3 separate regions of the Homo sapiens genome follow, and regions 1 and 2 are each linked to region 3. Evidence: chromatin loops called from intact Hi-C (ENCODE). Cell type or tissue: K562. All regions are shown on one strand. Each heading gives the region's core, and the rest is flanking DNA. Links, peaks and the distances in the headings are about the cores only.

Evidence for each region. Peaks named below come from ENCODE experiments on the same cell type or tissue, not always from the same donor. Only the 100,000 strongest peaks of a DNase experiment are listed, where the experiment ranks them.
Region 1: a loop joins it to region 3, with 12 times the contacts of the local background. A loop is called at or near these places in 83 of 110 quality-filtered maps.
Region 2: a loop joins it to region 3, with 10 times the contacts of the local background. A loop is called at or near these places in 81 of 110 quality-filtered maps.

The regions. Positions count from the first base shown.
Region 1 is chr13:99,912,227-99,922,400 of GRCh38, reverse strand. All of the region lies in intron 1 of CLYBL-AS3 (CLYBL antisense RNA 3), which reads left to right. Among named protein-coding and RNA genes, the nearest start is that of CLYBL-AS3, 40 kb to the left of the region's middle. RefSeq lists enhancers at 8,031-8,530, 8,531-9,032. In K562, for the core only: a CTCF peak has its summit at 5,710 (motif pointing left); a DNase peak (open chromatin) is centred at 5,700; H3K27me3 peaks cover 1,311 bases.
Region 2 is chr13:99,894,074-99,904,247 of GRCh38, reverse strand. The region is part of intron 1 of CLYBL-AS3 (CLYBL antisense RNA 3); the gene reads left to right. It also overlaps a transcript of CLYBL not described here. Among named protein-coding and RNA genes, the nearest start is that of CLYBL-AS3, 58 kb to the left of the region's middle. RefSeq lists enhancers at 3,110-3,686, 8,310-8,809, 8,810-9,311. In K562, for the core only: a CTCF peak has its summit at 3,724 (motif pointing left); a DNase peak (open chromatin) is centred at 3,747; H3K27me3 peaks cover 1,476 bases.
Region 3 is chr13:100,509,148-100,519,321 of GRCh38, reverse strand. It overlaps PCCA (propionyl-CoA carboxylase subunit alpha), which reads right to left. Exons shown (of 24, transcript NM_000282.4): 22 at 3,755-3,895. Among named protein-coding and RNA genes, the nearest start is that of PCCA-AS1, 33 kb to the right of the region's middle. RefSeq lists enhancers at 1-85, 1,793-2,087, 1,536-2,260, 8,178-8,795, 8,796-9,414 and 1 more and a silencer at 1,793-2,087. In K562, for the core only: a CTCF peak has its summit at 4,304 (motif pointing right); a DNase peak (open chromatin) is centred at 4,281; H3K27me3 peaks cover 345 bases.

The sequences.
Region 1 (10,174 bases), core at 2,967-7,966, 600 kb after region 3:
TCAATACACAATTATTTCTCAACTTCGTTTTCCTGCGCTGCATTTATGTTTGAAGAGGAAAATCTGTTGGCTAATGAAGAGCCATCAGCAGGGGTTCCTGCAGACCTCCGTTCTGCCGAGTCTCCCGCCATATCTGTCATTTTCCATGTGTCCCTGTGGCTTTTTCCTCATGGGATTGTTGGGGGATTTATTTGCAAATTGATGGTTATGAAGCTTGGAAAATCCAGTGTTGGAAAATGTTTTAGGTTAGTGTCAAGTAGGAAACACTTCTTATTTACTTAGAGATGGCCAAACAGGCCAGGTGCAGTGGCTCATGCCTGTAATCCCAACACTTTGGGAGGCCGAGGTGGGTGGATCACCTGAGCTCAGGAGTTCAAGACCAGCCTGGCCAACATGGTGAAACTCTGTCTCTACTGAAAATACAAAATTAGCCAGGCGTGGTGGCGGGCACCTGTAATCACAGCTCCTCAGGAGGCTGAGTCAGGAGAATGGCTTGAACCCGAGAGGTGGAGGTTGCAGTGAGCCGAGATTGCACCACTGCACTCCAGCCTGGGCGACAAAGGGAAACTCCATCTCAAAAACAAGCAAACAAACAAACAACAACAACAACAAAACTCATGAGTAAAAAGTAAAACTTTTAAACTCAAGTAAACGAAAGATACCAAAGGAGAAGGAAACTTAACACTGTGGACAAACTTTTGCCATTAAAATTATAGGAAATGAAAACAAACATCACCAGCATCTCAATGCGAATGGTTTCCATTGACAAAATAAGGAATATTGTTAACTGTTAGTATTATTAATACATAATTTTTCAGGTCCTTGAAAAATTGGGGTCTGGATATCCAAATCAAGTGAAAACAGTATGATATTTATTATATATGACTCGAATAAGACATTGGTTTCGAGGTGTGGTTATAGAAGTGTTTATTTTCATCCTGCAAATCTCTACTGTATATATATATATGTGTATATATATATGTGTGTATATATATGTGTGTGTGTGTGTATATATATATATATATATATTTTTTTTTTTTTTTCCCCAAACGTTTTCCTCTCTCCCTTGAAAGTTGGTACATGCTTAAGGTTAGGAATAATAATAGTAAAATATGCTATTATAATGGCTGCAGACAGGAGCTCAGCCTTTCATCTTCTTTCAACTTGGCAAATATTTGAAAAACAAGATTGGGGGGAGGGGGGAGGGGGGAGGGATAGCATTTGGAGGTACACCTAATGTTAAATGACGAGTTACTGGGTGCAGCACACCAACATGGCACATGTATACATATGTAACTAACCTGCACGTTGTGCACATGTACCCTAAAACTTAAAGTATAATAATAAAAAAAAAGAAAAACAAGGTTAAAGCCGGGCGTGGTGGCTCACGCCTGTAATCCCAGCACTTTGGGAGGCCGAGGTGGGCGGATCATGAGGTCAAGGAGATCGAGGCCATCCTGGCTAACACGGTGAAACCCCATCTCTACTAAAAAAAAATACCAAAAAAAAAAAAAAATTAGCCGGGCACGGTGGCGGGCGCCTGTAGTCCCAGCTACTTGGGAGGCTGAGGCAGGAGAATGGCATGAACCCAGGAGGCGGAGCCTGCAGTGAGCCGAGATGGCACCACTGCACTCCAGCCCGGGCTACAGAGCGAGACTCCGTCTCAAAAAAAACGAAACAAAACAAAAAAAACAACAAAAAATGATTTTAAAAAATTTGCGACTTGTAAATCCACACATTATTTTGTTGTTCTGAAAAGAAAATTTAACATTTTATATTTTTAAAATTTGGGGGATCCTATCATATCGTTTTTTGTAACTCCAGATATTAGCTTAAAAATAGGTTTCAACATGAGTGATTTTCAGGTATTTATTCAAACATTTCCTCCTACTTCAAAAATACATAAAAACGTGATATGACTGCTTTCTTAAAGGATTTACCGAGATTATATCCTTTGAGTAAAGTGATCCTGAACTCAGTCTGGTTGTCAGTTTCATTAGGAAGGAAGTCGCTCATCTTGGTCTAAATATTCTCCAATGCCCCGTAACGCGGACATTGCTTTCAAGGAGCCATGCTTTCAAGGAGCGCCCAGATGGAAGACCTTTCTAACGACAGTTGGAAATATTCTAAGAAAAATTAATGCTATTTTAGAGTTACTAGTGGTAGGTTTTAAGATAAAACGTCTTTGTGGGCTTGTAATTTTTCCTGGGTAGCAAAGTGAAATTCGCAAACCTTGGGGCTCTCTTCTCATCCTTCTCAACCTCACATTTCTTATTTCACATGGCCTTCTGTCTAGTAACACTATACTTACACATTTAAGAACCATGCATTTAGGCTGGGCATGGTGGCTCACGCCTGTAATCCCAGCACTTTGGGAGGCTAAGGCAGGTGGATCACGAGGTCAGGAGTTCGAGACCAGCCTGGCCAACATGGTGAAATCCCATCTCTACTAAAAATACAAAAAATTAGCCAGGCGTGGTGGTGCACACCTGTAGTCCCATCTACTCAGGAGGCTGAAGCAGGAGAATCGCTTGAACCTGGTAGGCAGAGGTTGCAGTGAGCCGAGATCGCACCACTGTACTCCAGCCTGGGCGACAGACAGAGCGAGACTCTGTCTCAAAAAAAAAAAAAAAAAGAAAAAGAAACATGCGCTTATAGTTCCTCATGGCTGAGCAGCAACCTCGTTCTCTTGGAAGTGAGATATTTTTGAAAGGAAGTATTGACTAGAAAGTGAGGGGTCAGGGCTGTGTCTAGGATCAGGTTGTTCAGACAGGAAGGAAGGAAGAAAGTTTTGATGCTATTTAGAAACCTGACTTTGACATTTTGGGCTATCAGCTTGGTTTACTGGAAAAATGAAGAAAGACAGTTTTTTCTCACAAAATTGTGATGTGGGTTAGAAGAATACTGAAGAATTCAGTGATTGAGCCTTTGATATGGACAGTTGAAGTGCAGGAGACAGTTGCCAACATTTTGTTGAAGTCATTCATATACATATCTGAATCATAAATTAATTCTAAATGAGTGACATGCTTTTTAGCTTGCCAGAATTATGGAATTGCTGAGAGCAGAATGCTGTAACCTGAGCATCTGGTGATCAGACTAACCCTGGGTGGCCTGTTTGGTCACGGAACATGAGGACTCTGTGTGTTTGGAGGTTGGGCAGGGTCTGGAAGGTGACAGTATTTTGGGGGTGCTCTATTAGTCAGGAAGTCATGGGAATTTGCCTGCCCCGTTTGTCATATTTGGTTTTTGTTTGTTTGTTTTTGAGACGGAGTCTCGCTCTGTCGCCCAGGCTGGAGTGCAGTGGCACAATGTTGGCTCACTGCAACCTCCACCTCCCAGGTTCAAGTGATTCTCCTGACTCAGCCTCCCAAGTAGCTGGGATTTCAGGCACCACCACCATGCATGGCTAATTTTTGTATTTTTAGTAGAGACAGAGTTTTGCCATGTTGGCCAGGCTGGTCTTGAACTCCTGACCTCAGGTGATCTGCCCACCTCTGCCTCCCAAAGTGCTGAGATTACAGGCTTGAGCCACCATGTCCAGCTGGTTTGTCATATTTGTGTTTGAATTTGGCTCTACGTGGATTCTGCGTAAGATTTAAGTGTCTTAGTTGGAAAAAGCCTCTGCATAAATGTGCACTGAGGAATATTTGTAACAAAGCTGGGAGCCAAGTAGGGAACTGGCATAGAGATTCTTCTAGACACATAGGCAAAGGATAGCTACCACAGAAAACGGGCAGATATGTGGGATTAGAGTGAGAGGGGTAATTTAGGCGATGAAATGAGCTGGTCTCTTGTACCACTATATGGCAGGTGAGGCAGATCCCCAAGATGAGGGTAGCGGTGCTTCTAGGAAGGGGAGACCACCACACCCCTGCCCTTTCTTGACAAAGTATACCAAGTGCAGATTACACTAGAGGGAGCCAGGCCGATGCCAAGCTTCCCGCTGGATGATGAAGGCCGTGGAGATGAGGAAGAGACACAGAGAACGAAGATGCCAGAGGGGTTAGAAGTGAGGAGTTTACTGTAGTGGGGCACACAGAGAAAATAATATTTGATGGCAACTGGGCGGCTCTTGGCAAGAGATGACCAGCTTGGAAGTCCCTGCCATTCCTGACCCAAGGGCTGTAGGGATCAGCAGCTCAGGCACACACCTGTAACCCATCCTGCACACTGACTGGGAAGTTCTGGTCTAGTCAACGTCAGAAATACATAGTGAAAAGCCAGGGTCGTGGAGCCCTTTGAGAATCTGATGGAAGTTATGGGCCTTCTCCCCAGAAAGCCCACAAATGTGACACACACATACAATTGTGCTCACTGTTTCAAGGGATTTATGAAAATGCTCATCTACTTCTTTAATTTATTTTTATTTTGAGACAGAGTCTCACTCTGTCACTCAGGCTGGAGTGCAGTGGTGTAATCTTGGCTCACTGCAACCTCCACCTCCCAGGTTCAAGTGATTCTCATGCCTCAGCCTCCCGAGTAGCTAGGATTGCAGGTACACACCTGCAATGCCATCATGCCTGGCTAATTTTTATATTTTTAGTAGAGATGGAGTTTCACCATGTTGACCAGGCTGGTCTTGAACCCCTGGCCTTAAGTGACCTGCCCGCTTCAGCCTCCCAAAGTGCTGGGATTACAGATATGAGCCACTATGCCTGGCCAAAATGCTCATCTAATTTTGGATCTTATGATAAGAACCTTGGTTGGAGATTATTAAAGAAAGGGTGTTGATGAAGAAATGAAGGCCAATTCACTTGAATAAATTCAGCAACTAGGATTTAAAAAGTCCATCTAAAGAAGGAGAGAATCACAGACTCTTAGGGCATTCAAAGGCTCCATAAACCTCTGGCTTTGGAAGTGGTTCAAATGCTAGGGATACCAAGCAGAAAATATCCAGGTCAGGTCATTAGATCCAAACAATCGAGCACATTGCAATGGTTGAGCAGATCGCTCGGCTCCGTGTTGGCTACTTTTTAAAGGTCCTGATGTTAACTTGGTCAGGATAATAATTTGGTAAATAGTCAATGGCACAAGTTTTATTTCTGTATCCCTCCTTCCAAACATTTTTCCCCGGGAGGGACCCTTCTCTAGTTTTCTCGGTATGCATGGCGGAATGGGGAGCGTGTGGTGAGGTGTGCTCTTGCACGGACTTCCAAGATTGACAGTGGCTGCCTGGGTACCTATTGTCTCAAGGACTCTGCCACCCAGTGCATAATCAGTTCTAAGCCACTCATCTTCACTTGCCCATATGCCCCCTGGAAGCACCCGTATTGCTGAAATGACATGTATCGAAAACAACGAGACAGTCAGGGCTCAACGCCTTACCAACTATTTGTGAACCAAAATAATAACCAGATCTCAAAAGACTAAATGGTGGGCGAGGGATGGAGCGTCAGTACTACCTTAGAAAATATGTGACTTGTGTTAGTTGAATCTCAGGTCTGACATCATGTGAAAGTGCTTTCTTTGCAAAATACAGCCTGGGGGGAAATTTTGCCAGTGTCTTGCTCTGGTGAGTTAATATGCATTTAACCAGTTTTATAACAGATTATTTACCAACGGGAACAGAATGCTTTGGCACGGGATGCCTTTGAGAGAGCTATTCTATTGCTCTGGCTAATTCCATATTTCAAAATAATTTCCACATACTCCTGGTGGATGTAGGTTCTCTCAAACTCTTCCCTCTACTGGTGAAATGGGAGAACTGGCAAGTAGGTGAGATTATGTTGCCCTCTGGTGTCTGCCAACCCAAAAGAAAGAACTAGAACTTAGGAAGGCGATGAGATGTAGAAGGAAGGTAGAAGGTGCTCCCCATCGGGAGAAAGATAAAGATGGAGAGGTTGGGGGATGAAGAGGGAGGAAGGGAATGAGCTTGGTGTCCTCTGCCCGTTGGACCTTCTTCTCTTGGGTGAGTGACAGGATTCCAACTACTCTTCCTGTCTGAGGAGGAAAGTGACACCTCCAGGGCTATTTGCCTGATGAGTCTGGGGCCTCTGTGATTTGTGATGGAGAAGTAGGCTCATCGGGGGGGTGGGACCTGGCCATTCTCTGCAGGGAACCGCTGGGGAAATGAGCTGGGTGATGGCCACCCATAGTCCCATCCTTCAGGTTTGGCTGAATAGGAGAATGTCCCTGGGACTGGGAGTGGGAGGGAAATAGCCCTTGTCCTTGGGGGAAACTCTTGGCAGTTATGACATTATTAAAAGTACAGGGATGGTGAAGGGGAATTCGCTGGTTGTCCACTGCAGGGGTCTTCACACCTGGTAGCAGTGGCCATTTTAGACTGTGGCCCTTTGGAGCTCTCTCAAGAACATCATGCCAGGAGGGCAGCCCCAGAGAGCATGATGGAGAGGGGGAATTTCTTCCCCCACAGGGAACTGAGTCCAGCCCTCCACCCTCAGAATGGCAGCTACTGCCTGAGGACCCACCTGTGTCTAGGATGGAGACCAGGATTTTCATTCTCCTTAGGGAAACCCACCAATAACCTCAAATGTACTTCTCATGGCCTAGCCTGGGGCACCCGGCTCCTCCCCTCTGGGCCCGTGTCTGGGCTTTGCCATGTTTGCCAGGCACCCGGGGGAGCAGGGTGTGGTGAGCCCAGCCAGCCTGTTATTACATCTTGTATCATCTTCTGATGTGCCTATCCTGTCATTGACTTTTGATGCCCTACACGAGAGCAGGCATTACATTTTCTTGCCACAAACTATGGCAAGTCTGTGGAAATTGTTGATAATTTTTCTTACAGAAAGACCATTGGCTGGGCATGGTGGCTCACACCTGTAATCCCAGCACTTTGGGACGCCAAGGCAGGCAGATCACCTGAGGTCAGGAGTTTGAGACCAGCCTGGCCAACATGGTGAAACCCCATCTCTACTAAAAATACAAAAATTAGCTGGGCGTGGTGGTGCACGCCTGTAATCCCAGCTACTTGGGAGCCTGTGGCGGGAGAATCGCTTGAACTCGGAAGGCAGAGGTTGCAGGGAGCCAAGATTGCACCATTGTACTCCAGCCTAGGGGTCAAGAGAGAAACTCTGTCTCAAAAAAAAAAAAAAAAAAAAGGGAAAAGAAACAAAAAATTGATGACTATTCATAGAAACTGATGGCAGCTAGGAGTAAAAAGGTGGGCAAATTTGGGCAGAGACACAGGGAGGCAGAGCGCTCCATCTTTGGTCAGGGTTAGTGGAGACCATGGAGCCATGGGAGGAAATCCTTTGGGTGCCTGAGCCCTGTGGGGCTGGGGAGGGGACCTGGTTACCCTGGTTTCCTGGAAGGAGGCTGTGGGGAGGCACAGGACGGGAGTGAAGCTGGGAAAAGGAAGCACCTTCAGCAGCAAGTTTCTTTTGTAGATTATCTTGGGTTTTTCAAATCCTAGTTCAAAAGCCAGTAAAGAGCCATGAGTGTTGGCATGTTTCTGTAGTCCCAGCTACTCGGGAGGCTGAGGAGGGAGGATCACTTAAGCCCAGGTGTTGGAGGCCACTCTGATTGTGCCACTGCACTCCATCCTGGGCAATAGAGGGAGACCCTGCCTTAAAACAAGAACAACCACACACACACACACAAAACCAAAAAACCCAAAGCCAGTAAAGCTGGGATTTCTTTTCTTACTTCCTTTTTTTTTTTTTTTTTTTTTGACAGAGTCTCGCTCTGTTGCCCAGGCTGGAGTGCAGTGGCGAGATCTCGGCTCACTGAAACCTCCGCCTCCCAGGTTCAAGCGATTCTCCTGCCTCACCCTCCCAAGTAGCTGGGATTACAGGTGCCCACCATGCCCAGCTAACTTTTGTTTTTTTAGTAGAGGTGGGGTTTCACCATGTTGGCCAGGCTGGTCTCAAACTCCTTACCTCAAGCGATCTGCCCGCCTTGGCCTTGCAAAGTCTGCTGAAATTACAGGCATGAGCCACTGTGCCCGGCCAAAACTGGGATTTCTGATGTAATCCCCAGGCTGACAGAACTCTTGAGTGAAAGGGGGATAATGGTCTAGCACTTAGCTCCCAGTAAATTCAAAGTATAGTTATTGAATGAATGAATGAATGGAATATTGCAATTGATTTTGTTATTGGTTTTTGACTAGAGGGTATGTATATGGATGGTAAGTAAGAAGAGAAAATGGGAAAACCGATTTTGTTTTAAAAAACTGTATGACCACGTAGGAAACATAGGTTCAGATTATAGTTGTGGAAACTCTGCAAGACTAGGAGATGTAAAAGAAGGTTAGAGTGAGGAAAGAAAGCCAGCAGAATAATTTTCAAAGATAGCTAATTCATGGATCTGTAAATTATTTTATTTAATCTTCATGCAACTGAAACAGAAGCAGGCATAATAATTTTGCAGGCAAGGCAGTACACAGGGGGTCGGGCCAGCACCTCCACCAGGCACTTGCTGATTCCCTCCTTGGTATTTTCCCTACAGGTGAAACCAGCTTAGGCTAGTGACTATGAATGTCCGGCGTTGACTTTTAGGGAAAACACGCTGCAGAAGGACATCCTGCACCCTCCGTGGGGTGGCGGGGGGGGTATGATTCCCCCCATTTGCTGAGGTGCCCGCCAGCTGGGCGATGCCTTTGAACTTCTGGGCTTTGAGTGCCCACGCACCCGGCCACAAGCCACCTTCCCCAGCACTTGCTCCCTCTGAGGAAGCGGCATCTACTCTAGCACGGGCTTTGCCTGTAACCTTTAGTGCTGTTTTCTAGAAAAGGATTTGGTGAGGTTCGTTGTATTCAGACTGGGTTGTTCTTTTAGAAATTGGTCTGTGCTGTCTTCATTTTATTTGCCAAAATATGAGCTACAACGCTACGGACTGATCATTTTACTAAATCTTTCTCCTTCTCCCACTCCTGTCTGTCTTTGTAAGTCAAAGCTATTTTGCATTACGTGAGCAACAAAATGATTTACAAAATGAGAGACAGGGACAATCTATTCTAACGGTTAGATGGCAATAACAAATATTTACACGAGCCTGGCTGATGCTGACTTTTGGAGAGCGCGCGCTCCAACTGAAAGCTGAAAGCTGGGGAACTGAGCCATGGGAGGCCAGCCTCTGGTGTTCTGCTGGACAGCCTCTTGGGCCAAAAATAATCTTCTTTGTTTTTTTGTTTTAGAGTCTGTATCTGTAAAAAGAAGCTAATAGCTTGGACCCCTCTGTCAGTAATGCTGTGCAGAGTTCCCAGTTGACTTTCATAAGCCTAAGCCTCAGAGCTGGGGCTTGGAGGTTGGTGGGAAGGGGTGAAGGTTTGCGGGGAAGGCAAGTGAGTCCCTCTAAGGAGCTGCTGAGGGTGTCCTGGGCCCGGGGTCCTGGGGAATTTGAACTCCTGCTAGGCCTCATTTTTTCCTTTATCTCCTTTCCTCTCTCAAATAATAATGTCCTTGTGAAGAAAAAATATTTATCTTATTTTATTTAATTTTTTATAAAGACAGGGTTCTTACTATGTTACCCAGGCTGGACTCAAACTCCTGGGCTCAAGCAATCTTCCTGCCTCAGCCTCCAAAGTAGCTGGAACTACAGGTGCATGCCACCTCGCTCAGCTACAAATATTTTTAAAATTAAAAACTGGGCTGCGCATGGTGGCTCACGCCCGCAATCCCAGCAATTTGGGAGGCCAAGGCAGGAGGAACGCTTGAGTCCAGGAGTTGCAGAGCAGCCTGAGCAACATAGCAAGACCCTGTCTCTGTAAAAATACAAAAAATTAGCCAGGCATAGTGGCGTACTCCAGTCTGGGCGACAGAGTGAGACCCTGTATTTTTTTTTTTTTTTAAATTAAAAACCAGCAGACTTTGATATATGCTTCTTGAATTCTCCTGCTGGGTCTCCCACCTTGCAGGATCCTCCTGCAGCCCAGTGTTGGGGTGTAGGAGACGTAAGAGCTGTTGGGGTCAGACTATAAACCTGCTTACTCCAGCTGATGGATCAGTAGCGGAGCTTTGCTCTGTAATATTTGTATGGAAGATGCAATGTTTGCACAATGAAGCCCACCAGATTTTCAAGTGGAGGGAGTGAAGCCAGTTTACAATCAATGATAACAGCTTTCCCTGGCTGCCATTACCCCAAATAGTATCTTATTTCAGCAAAATGGTGGCAACCAGCAGGAGGTCCGACAATGCAGATTTTAATCAGAAAGTTTAATTTGATATACAATTCACAGTTTGTGCACGGTGAGAAATGTTTCTCACTGCATGAA
Region 2 (10,174 bases), core at 1,820-6,819, 610 kb after region 3:
GGGTTAGACTAGAGTCTGATTGAATTAGTTTGGGGTGGGGCCCAGATATTAGTATTTACTAAAAGCCCAAGAAATAATTCTAATATCAGCCAAGATCCAGTCCATTGGCTTAGGTGACCTCTAAGTCCTTCTTTGGCAACAAAATGCTGTGCTTTTTATAATTAAAAAGGTGTGGGGTTTTTTTGTTTTTGTTTTTTTTTTTAAGAGAGGGGTCTCACTCTGTCATCCAGGCTGGAGTGCAGTGGCACGATCACAGCTCACTGCAGCCTTGAACTCTTGGGCTCAAGTGCTCCTCCCGCATCAGCCTCCTGAGTAGCTGGGACCACAGATGTGTGCCACCATGCCAGCCTAATTTTCTTAAATTTAATTTTATTTTGTAGAGATGGGGTCTTGCTTTGCTGCTCAGACTGTAATTTAAATTTTTAAACAAAAGTAAGTAAGGAAATCAGATTCATTTTGCAGATAATGCTACTTAAAAACATCTTCTTCCTAAATTCAGATTTCATGGAAGTCCACAAATTAAACTTGCTTCATACGGGACGCGAACCTCACGGAGTATTTTGGGCAGATCTTACGAATTTAGAAAAGTTGTGTTTGCTTCACATTTTTATATTCCTAAGTGAGTTTTAAGCCAGTTATCCAAAACAAATTTATTTTTCACCTTTAAGAGTCAAGATGTCAAAGTTTTTAATTTCCAGGTGGAAATCATGGAAATCGAAAGGATCAAAAAGAAATGTTTACGGATAGAGAGAGATAAGAAATAGAGATACTGACTTTTTGCTATTTGCTAAGGATGACAATTCCCTGTGTGCATGTGTGTGTGCGTGTGCGAGTGTGTGAGTGTATGTGTGTGTCAGTGTGCGTGCGTGTGTGTGTGCCAGTGTGTTTGCAATGAGCCTCTGCTGGGATGGGGGAGGAGTAGCCAGTGCTGGGGGAGCACCTTCAAGGAACTTTAAAGACAGATGGTGGCAGACTGCGGCCATGGGGCCAGCAGGCTCCTGATTTCATGGCAATGTCTGCCTAGCAACCCTCCTTATTGAAGACCATGTCTCCAGAACTAGCCAGGTTTTAAAATGTAGTTCAACTTTGGAGATGGTTTTTATTTTCTTGTTATGAAATCGAGGCTCCTGCACTAAGAACTCAAATGACTGCATGCCTATGTCTGCTCATGAAGACGGTCTGTGGCAAAGTGATGCTATGGTTGAAACCCGTCCATTGATAGGTCACAGGAAATAGAAAGATCCAAGTTCAGTATTTGGATTAGAAATACAAGTCAAAGACGGAACACTGCCATCAGAAATGTGCGATCCTAAAAGATATTTATTTGAAAGTTTTGAAAAAAGTAAAGCTCATGCCCTGGGGCTTCTGGGAGTATGTACAAAATACAATAATTAAATTAAGTCCAGCAGTTAAAGTTCCTCATAAAAAGAAAAAGCTGGAGTGCTTCCCAATGGGGAATGCTTCACTTAAAAGGAAGGTTTTACTCTGTGGCCTGAAGGTCAACAAACTGGGACTCTGTGGGAATGGATAACATTTCTTAAAGGGGTTCTTAGGTCTTCGTTTTGTTGAAAGAAAATAAAAGTAAAAAGGGACAAGTTTTGAAAATTCAAAAAATGAAGGTGCAGTCCTAAAATCATCACAATTTTTATAAACGCTACACTGGAGGCTATGAAAACATGTTCTCTTTTCTGAGCACTAATCTAACACATATGCCCTTTGAGAAGGAAGAGAAAAAAGGCCAGTGGCGCCCTCTGAACAAACCAGTTTAAAATATGCTGATTTTCATAGGCAGTGTGCATGCAAATTCATAGCCCATTCATTGGCTATTTATTTTGAAAACATTTACCTTAAGTATTCTCATATATTTGACAATTTAAAATTCCTTATATGACACAAAGACTGATCATATTTTAAAAACGCTTTTATGAGGCAAAATTATGAAAATTATCATCTTGGGTCACATTCTTATAACCTAAAATGGAATGTTTCTCATAATTTGAAAATATCTGTTTTTATACTAATCATTTGTTGTTACCTTTCTGGTAATATCTCCCCCAAAAGGAATAAGGTTAAGAATAGGATAGAAATTACATTTTATGAGTTTATACTGTTATAAAAGGTACACTTTATGAGTTTGTATGTACATGTAAACTTGATGTGAAGTTAAACTTTCTCATTTCTAAGCATCACTCTAGGCTCTCAAATGAGTTTCAATCACCAATTTGCAGATCATCATCTTCCTTATGACTTACATAAAAGCTGAATGTTGGCTTTGCATTAAGACAGCATGATCAAAGGCAGGATATTGGGAATAGCAGCTTTGACTTTGGGAGGCCAAGGTGGGTGGATCACTTGAGGTCAGGAATTCGAGACCAGCCTGGCCAACATGATGAAACCCCGTCTCTACTAAAAATACAAAAATTAGCCAGGCATGGTGGCGTGTGCTTGTAATCCGAGGTACTGTGGAGGCTGAGGCAGGAGAATCACTTAAACCCGGGAGGTGGAGGTTGCAGTGAGCTGAAATTGCGCCACTGGACTCCAGCCTGGGTGACAGAGCAAGACTCCATCTCAAACAAACAAACAAACAAACAAAAAAAAAAAACAAAAAAATCCAAAAAACCAAAAACAAAGAAATAGCAACTTTGGCAGCAAAATTTAATTTACTAACTAATTAAGCAGCCTCACTGACATTTCTACTTTGATTCCCAAAGTACAGTATTATCTGTCTGTGCACTCGGGGTCTCTCTCGGGGTCTCTCTGGTAAAATGGACACCGTAAATGTCCTGTGCCAAGCCCACAGTCGAGGAAGGATTGCGGAATGTCCTGCAAGCAGCTCATGGCCTAAGACATTCGATTTACCTCCAAAACACACACAGAATTAGAAAAACATAGTTTGCCCGTGTTGTTGTTTTCTTTCCTACATTTGTTATTTTTGCTTTTGGAATTGTAAGGGGAGGAAGGAAGAGAAGGTAAAATTACAAGGCAGAAGGAAGAATCTAGCAGGACTAGATGGAAGGAGAGATGATGCAAAGAACGGTGCCCATGGGGGATGGAGCTTGGGAGTGAGGCCCGCGGCCAAGAGGTGGTGTCGAGGGAGCCAGCTCAGCATGGCGCTGCAGCCTCTGTCCTTGGCGCTGGCATCCACATCATGCCTGCCCCGGGCCTTCTTCCCTCAGACAACCCAAGACATTTTCCAGCCATTCAGACCAGCCCCCAGCAGAAAATCCTGCAAAATGTGCAGGGGCATGTTGAGTCTGGGAGGCAGGTGCTCAGGGACCTACAGGGGCCGGGGGACATCAAGGTGTATTGCGAGGTGGCACTGGCCTGGTGGCAGAGCTTCCTGGCTGTGTTTTTGATGACTGGTTGTTTGAATTGTGATGAATTCGAGTATCTTTGCTGGGGTCAGGCACTGTCTCTGAGGGAGGCAGTTGCTGAAAAGGAGGCTTTGTTATTTTTCTCATTGTTTCAAAACACACATTTGGAGCTTGCTCACCCTGCAGCACTGATGAACTGGGGAACCTGATGTGGAAGCACGAATCTGAGGAGCTCGAGGGAGGAGGAAGCTGTGTGGTTTAGTGGAGAGAATTTGGAGAGTTTAGTGGTAGTCTTGGTTTTGCCAGCAGTGTGACCTTGAGCAAGTCCCCTAGCAGGTCCAATAGTTGCACAACTCCAGAAGGTGCCCCTAGCATTGCATTTTTTCTATGTGGATGGTGCCCCCTTCAGCCAGGAGTTGGTACTGCATAATCCTCCAGCCCTTAAGGGTCTGCAAGATCAGGGGACGGGACAAAATGATCAGATAAGAGTTTACAGTCAGAACATCTCCAGCACCGAGAGAAACTTCCATAGGCCAGCAGTGGAGCTAGGAGACTGTTAATAACAACGACAACAACAAAAGAGCAATGCAGCTCCCCAAAATGCACGTGGCTGTGGGAGTGTGCCGCCCTTTCTGGTATGTCCCAGAATTTGAACACGTTTTCCTGTGAGAGCATATACTTCATCTAGTAATGAAAGTAAATATGAAGGCCAGGCCAGGTGGCTCATGTGTGTAATCCCAGCACTTTGGGAGGCCGAGGCGGGTGGATCACCTGAGGTTAGGAGCTCGAGTCCAGCCTGGCCAACATGGTGAAACCCCATCTCTACTAAAAATACAAAAATTAGCAGGTTGTTGTGGTGTGCCCCTGTAATCCCAGCTACTTAGGAGGCTGAGGCAGGAGAATTGCTTGAACCCAGGAGGCAGAGGTTGCAGTGAGCCAATATCTCACCACTACACTCCAGCATGGGTGAAGGAGTGAGACCCTGTCTCAAAAAAAATAAATAAATAAAAATAAAAATAAAGGAGAAAATGGGGTTCGCTGCGTAGAAATGCATATTCCAACCAGCTCTGCGCAGTGGGATTCCCAAACTCTACTGTGCGCAGGTTTGGCCCCTGGGTGGAAGTCACTTGATCTTTACTGAATGCCTACTACGTGCCAAGCATGATGCTAGGTGCTTTAAAAATACTGTATTTATTTATTAGTTTTTCCTCTTTATTTTACATTCATTCTTTTAAAAAAATTATTTTAAAAAATTATGGTAAAATATAAGAAACAAGATTTACAATTTTAAGCACTGTGGCATTAAGTACATTCGTATCGTTGTGCCACCATAGCCCTCCTCTTCTCCAGAACTTTTTTCATCTTGCAAAAATGAAACTCAGTACCCATTAAACAGTAACTCCCCATTGCCCCACCCCCAACCCTGACAACCACCATATGCCAGGTGCTTTTGAATACAGTAGTTCATTTAATCCTCTGCCACAGGTTAGGAGCTCTAGAAGCAGATGCTCAGACAGAGTCTACGGTGCAAGATGCCAGGGAACAACATCCAGGAAAGGAAGGAGAATTCAGGATTAGTGTGAAGGAGAAGTTGAATGGCCAAGCAGACCCAACAAAGTCTTGGCTAACCCCACTGGAAACTCTGGCATGTGTGTCCCACCTCTGGCCAAAATGGTGGGGGGCCCTGGAAGGGTCTTGGGCAAGGCAGCGGGGTGGGGAGCTGTCTGCTGACTGCATCTCCCCAGCCCGGCAAGTGGGGATCCTGGAAGTGGCGCATCTCTCTGACTACCACATCCTCATAGGAACTCTTGGAGTTAGGTGTTTTTATTTGGGTAGCTGAAGAGACTGATGTTCAGAGAGAATAAATGGCTTCTTCTTCTGTCTGCACGTAACCTAACCCATTAGTGGTAGAGCCAGCATCAGAACCTAAGTGGAGGAGGGAGACTCAGGTCCTGATTTTAATGAATACATTTTCCACAAGCTCATGCTGGGGATGAGAGGCGAGAGCAGGAGAGGGATCAGAGATGTGTGACAATGTTCAATATTCAAGGCATCCACACTATTTTTTGGGGACACACACATCTAAACAACCACTATAATGAAAGTCCAATCCGTGCAACAGAAGGACTAAGGGAAGAGCAGCAAGTTGTCTCTAGGGGAGCTGGGAGGATCTCTCAGGAGTGGCTTTCAAGCTGTGTCTTAAAGAATGCTTTGGCGTTTGTTGGGTGTCATAGAGAGGGAGGGTTACAGCTTGTGCAAAGGCTTCGGAAAAGATCAGTGTGGACAGTGGCCAGGGCCTCTTGAGAGAGCCATGCTGTCACTGATGTGGGTACACAGGGGCGGGGGCAGGCAGTAGCTGGAGCTCCCTTCTGCCAGCCTGGGAGAAGCTCCCGAGAGCCACCGCACGAATTCCAGGCCCTGGAAATTAGATGGGGAAAAATGGATGTGCCCTTGTCCTCATTTGGGGGTTTGGGTTATTAGCCAGCACAGTTCTCCCAGAAAATCGAAGCCAGAAGTTCATGTTGGTTTTTACGTTCTTCCTTTCACAGAACTCAAAAGACCATCCCCCTGCCCCTTTTTAACATTAAGCCAGATGCCTAGAGTATGGAGTCTTTGGAAGAAACTCTCTACCACAAAGCTCTCTAAAATGGAATGTTCATTTTTCTCTTGATTCTATTAGTGTGTCTGATTATGAAGGAAATTTGATTCTGTGTTTAAAAACAAAACAGAACCCAGCCAAACCAGCTATTTGGCGTTATGTAAACCAAAGAAATCCAGTTTCTTGTCACTGAATCTCTCCCCTTTAGCCAGCTATTTTATCATCATCACATAGCCAGTGTTCGGCCTCTCTTGTTTTTTGTAAGATGGAGTTTTCAGCGTATCAACTCCTTTATTTATGTAATGAAAGGAATCTCTAAAGTTCCTTCCAGGCCTGGGGCTCCAATCCCCAGGGAACCTGCCCAGTTTTCTTTCTTTCTTTCTTTCTTTTTTTTGAGACGGCATTTCGCCCTTGTTGCCCAGGCTGGAGTGCAGTGGCAGGATCTTGGGCAACCTCTGCCTCCCGGGTCAAGCGATTCTCCTGCCTCAGCCTTTCGGGTAGCTGGGATTACAAGCATGCGCCACCACACCCAGCTAATTTTTTGTATTTTTAGTAGAGACGGGGTTTCACCATGTTGGCCAGGCTGGTCTTGAACTCCTGACCTTAAGTGATCTGCCCACCTCAGCCTCCCAAAGTGCTGGGATTACAGGCGTAAGTCACTGCACCCGACCCAGTTTTCTATATGTTTACATGTTGCATGCAACGGTGAAAGAGAGAAAGTTTCACCGACAGAGGAGTCTCACACAGTTTTGGGATTCCTCCTCAGTCAATGGTAGGCACAGGTGAGTTGAGAGGCTGTCTTACACCCATCCTGGTGACAGCCAGCTTTGTCCTGTGACTTAGGTGCGGGTAGCTTGACTCTGGAAGTCTGGCCCCCTTCTATACCTTCCAGAATGGGTTTGTTCTCGAACAAGAGCTTGTATGGGAGAAAAGCACCTTAACTTGGCCAAATTCAGCCCTAATCTTGAGGACAGGTTTCCAGTTCCCTGCGTATGAGCAAAGGGGGAATGGGGCCAGGATGGAGTGTGTCTCTCTGCACGTTTGAAAGGCTGTGTACAAACAGAAGGCCTGGCCTCACTCCTCAGACCTCAGGCAGGCCTCTGACGGGTTGAGGACTGCAGCCTGGCATAGCTCCTGCCCACCAAAACCGGAGGGGAGAGGGAGATGAAAGATGGAAAAAGTGGCTGGTTTCAAAGCATATGGCCTGTAGTTTTTCAAACGTTTTTAATTCCTAATTCGCACCTCTCTTGTTATCATCACACACTGTAGTAGCCAATGGCACTTCTTTTTGCTTTGACACTTGACATTATTTTAGGCCTCTGCTCCTCCTTTGGCTTCCACAAGGGCATTCTAATTTCAAAAGAAAAGTTCATCTGGAATAAGTCCTGTGACTGGCCCCTCTGGCACCCAGTCGGGTTCAACAGGTGTCTGTTGAATGACTAAATGAATGAATGAAGCAAATCCCTTCAAAAAGTTCGGCGACATCTTTACTCTCAGCAAAATTTCCCCATTTCCTTCTTAAACTTGGGATTACCACTTAGAGTGGCCTCCAGGGATTCCCAAGGGAAATCGGCAAAGTTGATTTAACAGTTTTGCCAAAACTCATAACCAAAAAGCTACCATAAAGGGAATGTTCATTTTCCTCTTGATTCGAATACTGTGATTGAACAAAGTGGGCGATTCGACTGGAGGACTGAAAAGCAGGGGACCGGGATCGTCCCTGCGTCCCTCGGGCTCGCGGCCAGGCGGTGTGAGGCCGGGGCTTCGGTCAAGGAGACCACGACCAGGGAGCTGCACCGGGAGCCTGCGGGGCCCCTCGGGGCTAGTCGTTCCGCGTGGCTCGGGTGCGGATTCGGGGCTGCAGGGACCCCAGGGCCGGCGGGACCCCAGGGCGGGCGCAAGGGCCCTGCGCAGGTGTCCGGCCTGCGCGCAGGGTGCGCGGGGGTACTGGGGCCTGGGAGACCCGAGAGAGACGTTATTGTTACAGTGTAACGAGTCTGATTAACATGCTCCTGACACTTTCTCTTAGTTTCTCGGGCTCCTAGCAACAGCGCACAAAGGCGCGGGATTGTCCCGGGCTCCGCGGGGACACGGGGCCGCCTTTGATCTGCCACCATTACAGCCGGGCTGCGCGACAGGCGCGCGGGCTCCGGGCGGCCCGCGGCGGGCGGGCGAGCAGGGCCCACAGTCCAGGCCTCCTGGGCCGCCACACTCCTCCTGGCCCGGCCTCGGCCCCGGCTCCGCGCGCACCGGGGGCGCGGGCGACGAGGCCTCGGGGCTCCGCAGGGCTCGGCGTCTGCGGCCACCGCGTGTACCCCGCGCTCCTCCTGCCCGCGGGGCCGCCCACCCCGGCTCGCGGTGCCCTTCCGTCGGAAGAAGCAAAAGTCAAACCCAGCCGGTCACTTACAGTGGAAAAAAATAAAAATCATTTAAAAGGAAGGGCATGAATGACAAAGAAGTCCCCAAATGATTTTGGCAAAACAAAACGAACTCGCCCCGCAGGTTGCAGCGCGCTTGGCGGAAACGGGGTTCGAGTGGCCGCCGCCGCCCGGGCGCTAACGACGGCTTCGGCCCCTTCCTGCAAGTCGCTCTTTACGTCGTGGGCAATTCTTACTGACTCGGAAGGCGATATGCTGCCAAATAACAACTGGAATTTAAACAAACGAACACCACCCCCTCCAAAACCAGCCCGCGCAGAGCTGCCGGGTCCCAAGCGCGGGCTCGCCCGCGGGGTCTGGGAAAGTCACTGATCCTCCGTGGGGACCGCGCTCAGGTACGCCGCTCCGCCCGCGGGAAAGACAGCGCGGAAAGAAAGGCGAAGACTTTCACGCTGAAATGCTGGGGTCTGGTCCTGCCTCCCGCCTCCCCGCGAAGACGAGCTGGGAAGCCTGGCAGCGGCTCCGCGGGTCACACCCGACCCTCGGCCGCGTCCACGAGCTCGGGGCCTGCGGGCCGTCTCAGAACCTGTTTTGTGCAATTAATTCATTGCTTTTCTAGTACTAGAGGAAAGAAATAAAACACAGAAGATTCAGTTTTCCAAGGTAAACCGAAATCATAAAAGCGGAAGGTCCTTCCAATTAAAACAAACCCGTATTTTTTTTCTCCTCGTGGCATCATCAGAAAATTACAATGTCCCCAATGAAGAAAGTCAGTTTCCCGAACTCCCGCAAAACGACCGGGTGCAAAAGTGTGAATGATAATAATATGTCTATTTTAGAGACGGGGGAAAACGACATGGTTTGTTCTATCTGCCCAGCGAAATATGCCACGGAAGGAGTTACTTTCAAATTCAAATCGGAGGCGGTGAAGTCTTCATCCCGCAGGACTGTTTTCCCAGCCGTCCCTGGAGGAGAGGAGGGGAGGGCGGCCGGGAGGACTAACACTGGGACATCAGACGGGAACGCTCCCGGATGCCGAGAAACTTCCTAACTTGTGCTCACAGACACTGCCTGACTCTGACTGGAGTTCCCTTCACCATTTCAATAAAACATGACTGTATTGATATAATCCTCTATACATTAAAATGAGGTTGTCACAGATTGTCATTAAGACCTCAGTAAAACAATGAAGACATTATTGGGCACCCCCCCCCCCCCCCGCCTCAGGCAAGGTATTAGGGGAATAAAGCAATCTACACCACACGGGTCCTATTGAGATTAATGAAAAAATTATGCAAAAAAAAAAAATCTCAATTTCATTTTCCCGTGACGGGGCTTTGCATACATACAGTCAGTCTTGCCTTGCACCTGATGATTTATTAAACTAATCTACAGTGATCACCACTGATGTTCCCAACTCAGTCTTGTCCCGGCTCATTTTCTAAGTAATTGTTTCTCATTAGTTCTGATAATGTTTTAATAGTGTTACCCATAATTTAGACCCCAAGAATTAATAACGGGGGTGATATGGCTAAGCGGCTTGTGATGAGCTACACAAAACATAAACAGGTATGGTTTCTAATGAATCAGATTAGCTGCAAGGTCCTCTTCCTGTCACCCACGCCTGGCTCAGGAGTCGGGCAGCTCTCACTTCCCCGTGTCGGGGGTGCCCAGTGAGCCCAGTGGAGATCACACACCCACCCTTGACTGCTCTCCCACCTTTCCCAGGGTACCTGGGCCCACCCATGGCACCACAGAGACGCGGGTGGGGAAAGAGGGGGAATACCCTTTGCCTTCCAGCATCTTCTTCCTAGAGTTTTGTTCTTCAAGGACTAAGGCACCATGGGTTTCTGATCAGGACTGAACTCTCTTCTGGGACCCTC
Region 3 (10,174 bases), core at 1,990-6,989:
TCGCAAGAAAAAGCAGCAACAGGTACTTAATTTCAATCTATTCTTTCACCTGGTTTCACTAATTGTTAAGAAAGAAAGAAATGCAGATGAGTATATAGCAGCTTATGGTTTGTTTCTCATTTGTTTGGTGTATTAAATGAGTATTTCTGATGCAAATCTGTGATGACTGCAGAATACGAACATTACTTGAAAGAATCTTAACTAAATGCAATATTAAAATGCCTCCTTGGGTGACTATCTTATGGGGTGGTTTTGTTTCTGATATCAAAAGGCTAACAAAGCGAATGTGCTCATCATGACTTTATTTGACTTCAAAGTCAAAGTGAAAATTATGCAATAAATTCAGCAGCTATAAGTCTAATTTGACATGTGGAAAAATGTATTCTACCGTTATTCTGAAAATATATATATTTCTAACATTTCTGTTCAAGAGTATCATAAAGGTAGAAGTTTGAAACAGCTGAGTCATGCTAACTTTGATTACAGAAGTGCTCCCAGTTTACAATAGTGTTACGAGTCTAAGAAAACGAGTTTTCAAACTGAAATGAGTTACTGCAGAAACATTTTCAGAAGGCATATAAAAAGGCACTAAAATTTATTCTATCAGTTGTTTCCTAAATTATATTACTGATTCTGGACCTTAATAATCCACTGTACTTTCTTATTGATTTGTTTGCTTACCTGCATTTTACTGTGTATTAACATCCTCTCTCCACGTGTTCGGAAAAACTATTACACAATCATTTAAAATGTGACCTGCCACATTTAATGTTAAATAGTATATAACAGACACTGAAAAAGTTATTAGGAACTTTTGCTGTGTGAACCCTACAGAAGCCCTTCAAATAAAACACAGCTTCTGTGTTTAGGGCAGGCTGAGTGTTTCAAATGAATCAGTGCACAAGGCCCTGCCACACCAAGCGCCCCGAGCGGATTCACTACTTCTCAACGGCCACCCCACATCTCTTCTTCCTGAGGTTTTTAAACTGTGTTCAAATTGTTTACTTCACAAAACAGATTTGTTCATTACGATTTATGTGACACTTTTTTTAGAACTTATTGCCAGGCCCACCATTCTACGATTGGTCAAGTTTTACTTCAGCTAAGCTAAACAGAAACATGATAGATTACTGGAATTTAAACGATAAAAAGTAACATTTCAAAGAAAAACAGAATACTTGTAAGGCCCTTAGTTGTTTTAGGGTCCTTATTTTCCTTGAAAATACACCAAGGAGACTGACTCCATTATCTTCCCACCCATAAAAGGGGAACCTCGCCCGGCTATTGTTAGTGCGGAGGAAAACACAACACGCCCCGCGGTGTTAAAATCACTTAAAACCGCAAAATTTCAACGTGACAGGTAGTGTTTCCTCACAATGGCCTCAAGTAAGTGACGTGCCTCTGGTCCAAGGAAGCTTCTTGTGTTTTAATTACACTAAGCAGAATTTAACTATAGAAGTTGCGCTAAGAGCCGACGATGAAACTTCTCAGGCTGCATTGGGTTTCGGTATTAGTGGTTTGGGACATTTTTCACAAGCAGTAATTCAAGAGAAAAGGCTGTTTCATCAAAACACAATGGCACAGAATATGAAAGGAAGTTCTGCAAGTACCAAAAAAGACAAATAAAAGCAAGTATACGCCCCACCTGAGCAGCCCCCGCAAACAGAACTTAGGAGGGAGCTGACAGATCCCGAGGTCCTGAGCCTGTTCACTACGCGTGCCCCCCAGGTACTCTGAATTTAAAGGAATGCATAAAATATAGGCCCCGTTGCTCTGCCGTAACATATTTTTAACAGTTCTCAAACCATTCTTAATGAGTACACACATTTAATTATTGGTGGGTGTTTTTAATATCTGAGCTACATCAATGAACCAAGGACTGATATCACATTGTTCCCATTTACGAAATGCCTTGCTTTTCTACATTCAATTATTAACCAGGAAATGGAACGTACAAAGGCCAAACCCTTTCGGTATGTGGGAAAGTCAGATCAGGAGCCAGCAGCTGTTAAAGAAACCAGAAGGCTGCGCTGATCTGGCCTTGGGAGCGCCCCGTTTACTGCCTCTGAGCAACCTCCTTGAGGGCCGTGTGAGGGGCCAGGGCTGCAGTCTCACCCTCTTGCCCTCCAGGCTTGAGGCAGGAGTGGTCTCCCTCATCCCTGCCCGCCCTCCCTCCACTCCGGTTTGGATTCAGGTGTTAGAAAAGGATTTAAGGAAAACACTTACTTGAAACACACACACACACACACACACACACACACACACACACACACACGATTTTATAATTAAAGCCACACAATTAGGAGTGGAAAGCTCAGGCTGGCAGTATACAGACTAGATAGATGCCTTCCAGAAAAAAAACTTAAGAAAAATGAAAAAAACAAAACAAAACCCTTATATTGTTTACGAACCTACATATCTAGTCACTAGAAGATTCCACTGACAGCTCTGATAATGTCACGTGCAAGTGAACGATTCTTAATGTCAAGGCCACGAGACTATCCTCTTACGACCCTAACTCTGGAGAAGGAAGATGTCCTCCCCTGAATTTTACACACATTACACACACACACACACACACACACGTAATTTTTCTTATGGCCTCTCCCAAATCCTTAACACGTGGGCATTAGACAGTCTTAAAGAGGGCTTTCTTCCAGGAGTATCAATGCTTTCACAGCAAACAACAATTCACAGCCACGTAGCCTCTTTTATGCCTTTCTGAAAAAGTGGACAGTTCTATTTCTGTATCACCAGGTAAAGCAGCTGTTAAGTCGGTTTTCTAACTTCGCATATTAGTTTCAGGGCTGGTCATTCAAACAACTAAAACTGATCATGTTTTCTTAATATTCACATTTATTGCAAATACTTTTCTAGAAGCCAATGCCAACTACCTGATTTTTTCCTCAATGTTAAGCAGATATTTTATCTGTACTATTGAGAAATCAGGAGGCACTAAAATGTAAGTCCCAGTGACCTGAGATACAAAACGGAATCACCACCTCATCCATGAGAGACAGTCATGTCCGGATGCTATTTTCCTGCACATGAATAAAAATGCAAGTATTTAAGTGTACCTGGAAATCTGGTTGCCTCCTAAATTGTTTTCTTTTCACTTTTGCTGCTCATCAGTAGAGATTTCTATCCATGTTCTAAGAAAATGTGTGCATCCTATCAATTCATCCATGTAAGTTATCTCGAGGAAATAATATAGCTTTGATTTGTGCTTTAATGTCACAAGATCAAGATGAAAAACTTCAAACTGTGATGCTACATTTTATTTACCAAGTAATGGAAGTGCTCTGGTACTGTACAGATTGCAGAATTAACCTTTCCTCAACTCTTCTTCCCAATTAGACATTTGTTCCAGGAATCATGCAAAAAGTTCCTCATCGGAGTATTATTCCCTGGCATGACTTCAATGGATGCTTTGAGCACAGCATACTAGAGAGTAAGCAGCACTTTTAAGGAAAGTACTTCCCAAAACACTGCATTTGCAAAATGATGGAATGCATCTGGCCTTCTTTCTGCTCCACTCCCAGATCATTTGGGAGGGGAAGCGCTGAGGGTCCTGGCACCAACGTAATGCAAACGTGAAACAGGTCGACAACACACGCAATCGATTTTGCTGTTTAGGGGGCGTCGGTTAAGTAAGAACTGCAAAGAGCCGAATCGTGCTGTGCCGTTAGCCGTCGCTTTGGAAGGGGAAGTTGGAGACCAGCATGTCCTGCAGAGAGACACACACAGCCCTTACCGCGTCTCCAGGCTTGACAGAGACGGCCACCACCACTCCGGGCATCGGGGAACGCAGAACACTGCTTGTGTCCTCAGTCACTTTTTCCAGCATAAATTTGTTCAATTCTGCGGCAAGTCTGGTTAAGATATTCACCTTGTACTTAAGGGAAAAACAAAACCAAACCATAAATGAGTTTAAATGAAATTTTCCTCAAAAGTAGCATTCATTCTAAATCAATTTTTAGCTTTTAAATTCAAATTACAGTAAGAGCCTTAAATTCAAATGGTTCTCAATTGCTGCACACATCAAAATATATTTGTTTCTGTCATATATTGAGCTATTTCAGAAAGTTCTTGAAATAAGGGCTATTCCAGTTATTAAAATTAATCATTGATAAGTATCATCCTGTATCTTTAAGAAAAACATCTCAAAACGTTATAAAGAAAACTGAGAATTTTACTTGTATTCCCTTCACCACCTACAAACTTATCCCTATCAAGGAAAATCCCATGAGCTGGGCAGACCCAGGGGATGGAGGAGGTGACATGTGGACAGGCGCCAGTAGATGGCAGCAGATGGCTGTTGCAGCTTCCCACAGCCCTCCAAGAGCGGCTGCACTACGTATCAGTAAGTTAAGACAATGGGGTTCAGTGTTCATTTTGGGCAAAATAGTATTTAAAATTCCATTTTTTCAGTGACAGAAAATGTTATATTCATGACTGAAAACGTTGGCTTTTCTTAAAGGCACTATGTAGTCTTTCTGATGTAACAAGATGGTTAGGAAAAGATGCAAGATAATGAGAAAGCCTTCTGCACTGAGAGACAATAACATCAAGATGTTATAAACACTGATGGAAAATACGCACAGACAAGTATATTCATGGCACCTTCTGTAGGTGGCTCTCAAACAATCGGGCATATTTAGGGCAGTTCAGTGAAGCAGAACATTTCAAAAAAGAGAATTCCTATCCTCTCCGTGAATAAATCTATGAGCCACAATTTGGTCTATCCAAACAGAAAAAAGATAAAATGGTTTGAGGAAGTGTCTCTTGGTGAAATTGGAACCACCACCCGAAGGTTCTGGATCCCTACCAGGTCTGATTTCTCTTGGGTAAGAAAGAAGCAGCAGTGAGACAGCTCCATTTCATTCAAAAAACCTGCTGTAACTCAAAGCCTCCTGTGGGCATCATGATGGCAGGGATGCAAAAACAAAATATAATTCCCCCTTTAATTCTGCATGGGGACGGCGGGAATCTCTAAGTGCCTCTTCACAGGGCCTACTGAAAAGGGTGGGGGCAGAGCTTTGATGGCCTAAGTTCCAAGTGGATTTGCGACACTGTGACAGGTTGAATAATAACATCTTTTGCATGTTTCTTTACTCCTGAGTGTGTGTTTTGCAATCAAGACATAGAAGCGTCTGCCAGTTTCTGAAGGATATGTTCCTTAAGTGAAATTACAGTGCAAATAAAAGCTTTTTGCTCCTATTAAAATTCATCTGAGTCATAAGTGGTGAGGGAAAAAGCGAGGAGAGTGCACGCTGCTGTCAGTCTAATAAACATTCTGGGCAGAGGGACTATTTATCAGTGAATTGTACCTCCAAGTCCTTCATTAAATCAATGGGGGAAGGTGTGGAGGGACAGAGAGGACTATAATTGGACCAAATTGCACAGTTTTCCTATCTGTGCTGTCTGCAATGGGGGAAAAAATCCAACATCACTAGAGGCATCAGAGTCAACAAAAAAGTTACTTTTCTAGTTGGTATCGCCCTGAGCTGCGCCTTCTGTGTGACTGACTTACGACGTGCCTTGTTCAGTTTTCAGTGTAGCACACAGATCTATTTTTTTCTTGTTTTGCAGAATTCGACTTCAAAATATGAAGCCTAAATTCAGGAAAAGTATCTTCATTCGCTGAGAATATGATTTACCACATTTCCCCACAGTGGATATACTCCAAAAACTAAGTTTAGTTATATCACAGATCAGCCTGCATATGAACGAAGCGCTAAGACTGTATTTAGCTTCATTTCTCCCCAGAAATTACAAGATTCTGACGAACACTGGATCCTTTTACTATTTTTATAATTTTCATCTTTCAGATTCCTTTCTCTGTAGGACTCCTGCTTTGCTTGGAAAGAGATGTAAAAGAATCACAAACTCAATGCCTTTAGATGCAGTCTTTGTTACTGATGAGATGTTCCTTTTCCTTTTGTATTTGTTTATTGTTCTTAAATCTGTTTGGGGGATAAGTGACTTATTGTAATAGCAAGTAAAAAATAACAACGGGGTAAACTCCTCCAGAGAGGCCTTGGTGCAAATAGTTGGTTTAGAAATGACCTTTCTGAATATAAAAAGAGAAGACAGAGAGAGATTCTCTTTTTAAGATTACCTTTGATGTTGTCCTGAGCCCGTGAGTGTACCACACAAACACGCCTTCTTAAAACAGCCTCTCAGCTGGCCTGTGCTGTGCTGCACGGGGCGCGTGCCGGGATGGGGCCCAAGCAGGGTGCAGCGTAGGGGCCCATCAGAATGAACTGCCTGGTGAGAACCGTAAAAGCTTTTTGATGCCCCAGAAAAGAAGTCATTTAAGAATGTACACCAGGGCCTTCCAAGCTTCTGATCAAAACTGCTATTTACTAGCATCTCTGGATTCTTTGGGGGCACAGAGAGCCAATGCTTTGTGAGACTTCAGGAATGTGCCCCTACCTGGACCGTGGGGTACAAGCTCGGTTTCACCGTGGGCATTTAACTATTCCTCAAGGGTTGTGCGAAACTCCCTTAGAGAGTTTTGATTTTAAGTTTTTGTGGTTGTTTTCAAGAAGATAAATCACAAAGTTGATGTTTGAGGGTAGGAATCCAAGACTCTGAAGGCTTGTGGACAGGACAGAGTAGTAGGATCCCAGAAGCAGCCAGGTTTTCCCGCTGCCTGGGTAGGATGAGGGAACATGCCAGCGTGGGTGACAGGCAGCTGCCTGTGGGTGGGGCTGGGCTGCCATGGAGCCGGAAGATGACTCGCTCCAGTGAGCTCGGGGCTGGTCAGTGCGTGGAACTTCACTCCGCTGGCTTAGGAAGGTGTTCTCCAGACCACACAGCCAAATGAAAAAAAATGTTCTTGAAAAACAGCTCACCACGTAAGTGAGAACAGAACAGTTGCTCTCTGGCTTGGCCTGGTGGGACTCCTCAACCCACACACGACAGTAATGGGAGGGAATGAGGTGTTATCTAAGGACTGAATGACGGAAAGGTGACCCGAACCCGGGTCTCTAAGCAAATTAATTTTATGGCCTCTACAGTGTGAAATCATGTCTAACAAGAAAATTTCTCCCAAAAGATTAAAAGAAAGAAAGAAAAGGAATCACAGCTGACATGAAAGGGTCAGGAGGAAGGCCACAAGAGCAGGACAATGACAAGAAACACCAGTGGGATTGTTTTTAAAACTGACACGCAGCTCTTCCGTGGACCTATTGAAAGCCTGGGGGCTGAGAGTGGTTGCTGCAGCAGGAGGCGGCGGCTAGTCACAGTCTGGGTGAGAGAGGGATGTTATCACTGGACCTCATTAAGAAAAGCATCCTGCAACTGGGCATGTATGCCTGCACCCCAGAAATCAGCACCCCAAAGACAGCAAAGAATGACCCACTTTGAGACACACTCCACTTTCACGGATACACAGAATACCACCCTGGAGGCTTCTGTATTTGTACAGTACATGCACCTCCTTACAGCATTAAATCCACCCACTTTTTTCCACAGCCTGTAGAAGTAGCAGTAATGTAATTCTGCAGACCCCATGCGCTAAATGTTGCAATGATCCCGAGGTCTGCGGCTGCTCCCGAGGTGAGCGCTTGCAGTTTGCTGTACAGTTTTCAGCTGTGATTTCAAAGCCTCCAGTGCCACTGTCAACCTCCGTTCCTCTTCAAGTGGGCTCACTTCCAGTTTCCATTTATAAGTCATTCTTCCAGTAACAATTAGGACACGTACAGTTGACTGACTGTTAATGTTCTTTCATGTCCTCAACTGTTGGCCATCTCAGTCAATACCAACTCAAGGGCAGGTGCTATCTTTGACTGTAAATCACTGTGCATCAGCTATCTTGAAGCACTGGCCAAATACTGTCCATGCACCCCTCACTAAGTAAGGAGGCAGACACTTCTTCAAAGATTAGGCTCTCTTCCTAGTCAAGGTTTTACACCTTCTGGCCCCAAAGGTCTCCAACATTAAGCTCTGTCTTCATTTCCGCAGCGTGGCAGTGAGAGCAACACTCAAATATTCCCCTAAAGGTCTACTGTCCTAACTCAGAGCTGGAGAAACAGTGTCAGTGTTTTTAAAGTGATGGAAAGCGCGAAATGCAAAAATGATGCATCTTTAAAAACACTGGCGTGGCTGAAAAGCAGAGAAAAACTAGATATGAGTTAAAACAGTTCAGTGGAATGAGACTTGAAATTCAACCACGTTCTACTCTCCTAAATTCTTTGTAGGGTACACAATTATCACTTGAGGAAAAGCAGAGCAAGGTTAGGAGCCATACAAAATAATTTCCCTCTACTTCTGCACAGGGCCCAATCGCCTGATATCTGAGCTACACCACCACCACCACAAATCTCCAAGACACAACAGTGACAATACACAGAATTGAAGCCTACGGCCGTCCTTCCTTTGGAGGTGCAGCCCAGGCAAAGGAGCGGACATGGACAGGCAGCAGCTAAGGCGCAGGGCGAACCACAGCCTCCTACAGCTGCAGTCGCTGGAGCAGCCTGTTAGCATAATGCTGTGACAACTCCATCAGTGCAGTCTCAAGGTAGCTGTCAATCAGGATGCATCATTTAATCCAACAGCACTCGGAGGACTTTCTCCTACAACCCACATGACAGCATATCTACAGCTCTATTTATATCAGCGCCCAGTTGTGTTTACAATATTGTTGTAATTAGAAAAGATGCAACAGGCAGCAATATTATTGAGATTTCCATTTTGTAGTATTGCCCTGTAAAGTGTGATCTTGCTTCACAGAGTCATGCTAAATGACAAAAGGCTATTTTCTTCAATCTCCCAGCTCAGACAGCACTTCATTTGCAGCTATCTATAATTAGATTAATGGTGTAGTGCGGTACAAAGCAGGCCCACTTCACATCAGATAGCATATGAATTAGGACAAACACTTATTTCAATTCCAGGCAGAGAAAGCAATGACTGGGGTATTTAGCATACCCTTTATGGTGGAATGAGATGTTAATTGTGTACCATTACCTCTAAACTGCTTGCTTGTTGTATAAATCACTGTGCTAATTGATGCAGAGATAGAAATGTAGCCACAGGCGAGAAAGCAAAGGAATGAGAGCTGAAGATGGTGGATAAAGGATTATCGAGTAAAACCATATGGAGATGAGGTTCCTTTGAAACCTTTGCTTTCTGCCCATGAGCAGGATTTCTTCATATACAGCAAAACTCTGATACAAGAAAAATTAATTTTACATTCCTTTTTAAAAACACAAATTCCTTGTAGAAGTTCCGGCTGCCAGAAATCCAAATAATAGGTATGTGGAATTCATCTTAATATACATTTATAAAAACATGGAATGTGTAGTTTTCAATAGTCAGAGCTCCTCATCTGGGTTTTCGGCTCATGGGTTAATAAATAACGCTTGTAAACTATACCTGAAGCAGATGTTTCTGACCCATCCACAGGGCAAAAACAAATTCTTTCCCAAGGCTTGAAGTTGTTCTTTTAGACAAAAACAAAACAAAACAAAACAAAACAAAACAAAAAAAACACAAAACAAAAAACCCACACCACCACTATGCTGGCTTAGTCTGTTATAGACTCTAATTGTGTAGAAACATTTATTCAGGATGTGAATCCAACAGAACAGAATCATTTTCATCTACCATTAAAACAACGATTTTAACACCATCACCCAAACACTGAAATCTGACTATTCCAACTTGAGATATTCTTCCTTGTTTTTCTAAAACTAGCAAAAAATAAAAAATAAACAGAAGCAAGTAGTAATTTAAAAGCTTCCGTTTTAAAATCTCTGAATGTTACTCTTCCCTTTTAAAATGTCTTGTTCTGCACTCAACAACTCTTAATAGGGTAAAAACGAGTGTCTCAAAAGCGCACATATAGAAATCAAATGTTACGTCCCACAAGTCAAACCGTCCGTGATCCACAGATAAACGTGCCCCTGGAAGTTCATCATCAAGTACATGTGTCCTGAGTACATGCTCACGTTTTCTCACTAGCAAGGCAACACTGAGGCGCAGATTAGTGCTGTGGACCTTCTCACAAATTCAGCTGCTTAGTAATTAGCACTGTTACAACATTTTACGCAGAGAACAAACGCATAGGGTCAGTTAGCAGCTCCAGTTCTCAGCGTCACGGTAACAGTTAACATATCCGTCTACTGGCAAGTGCACATTTGAGAAACACTGTATCTTTCAGCGT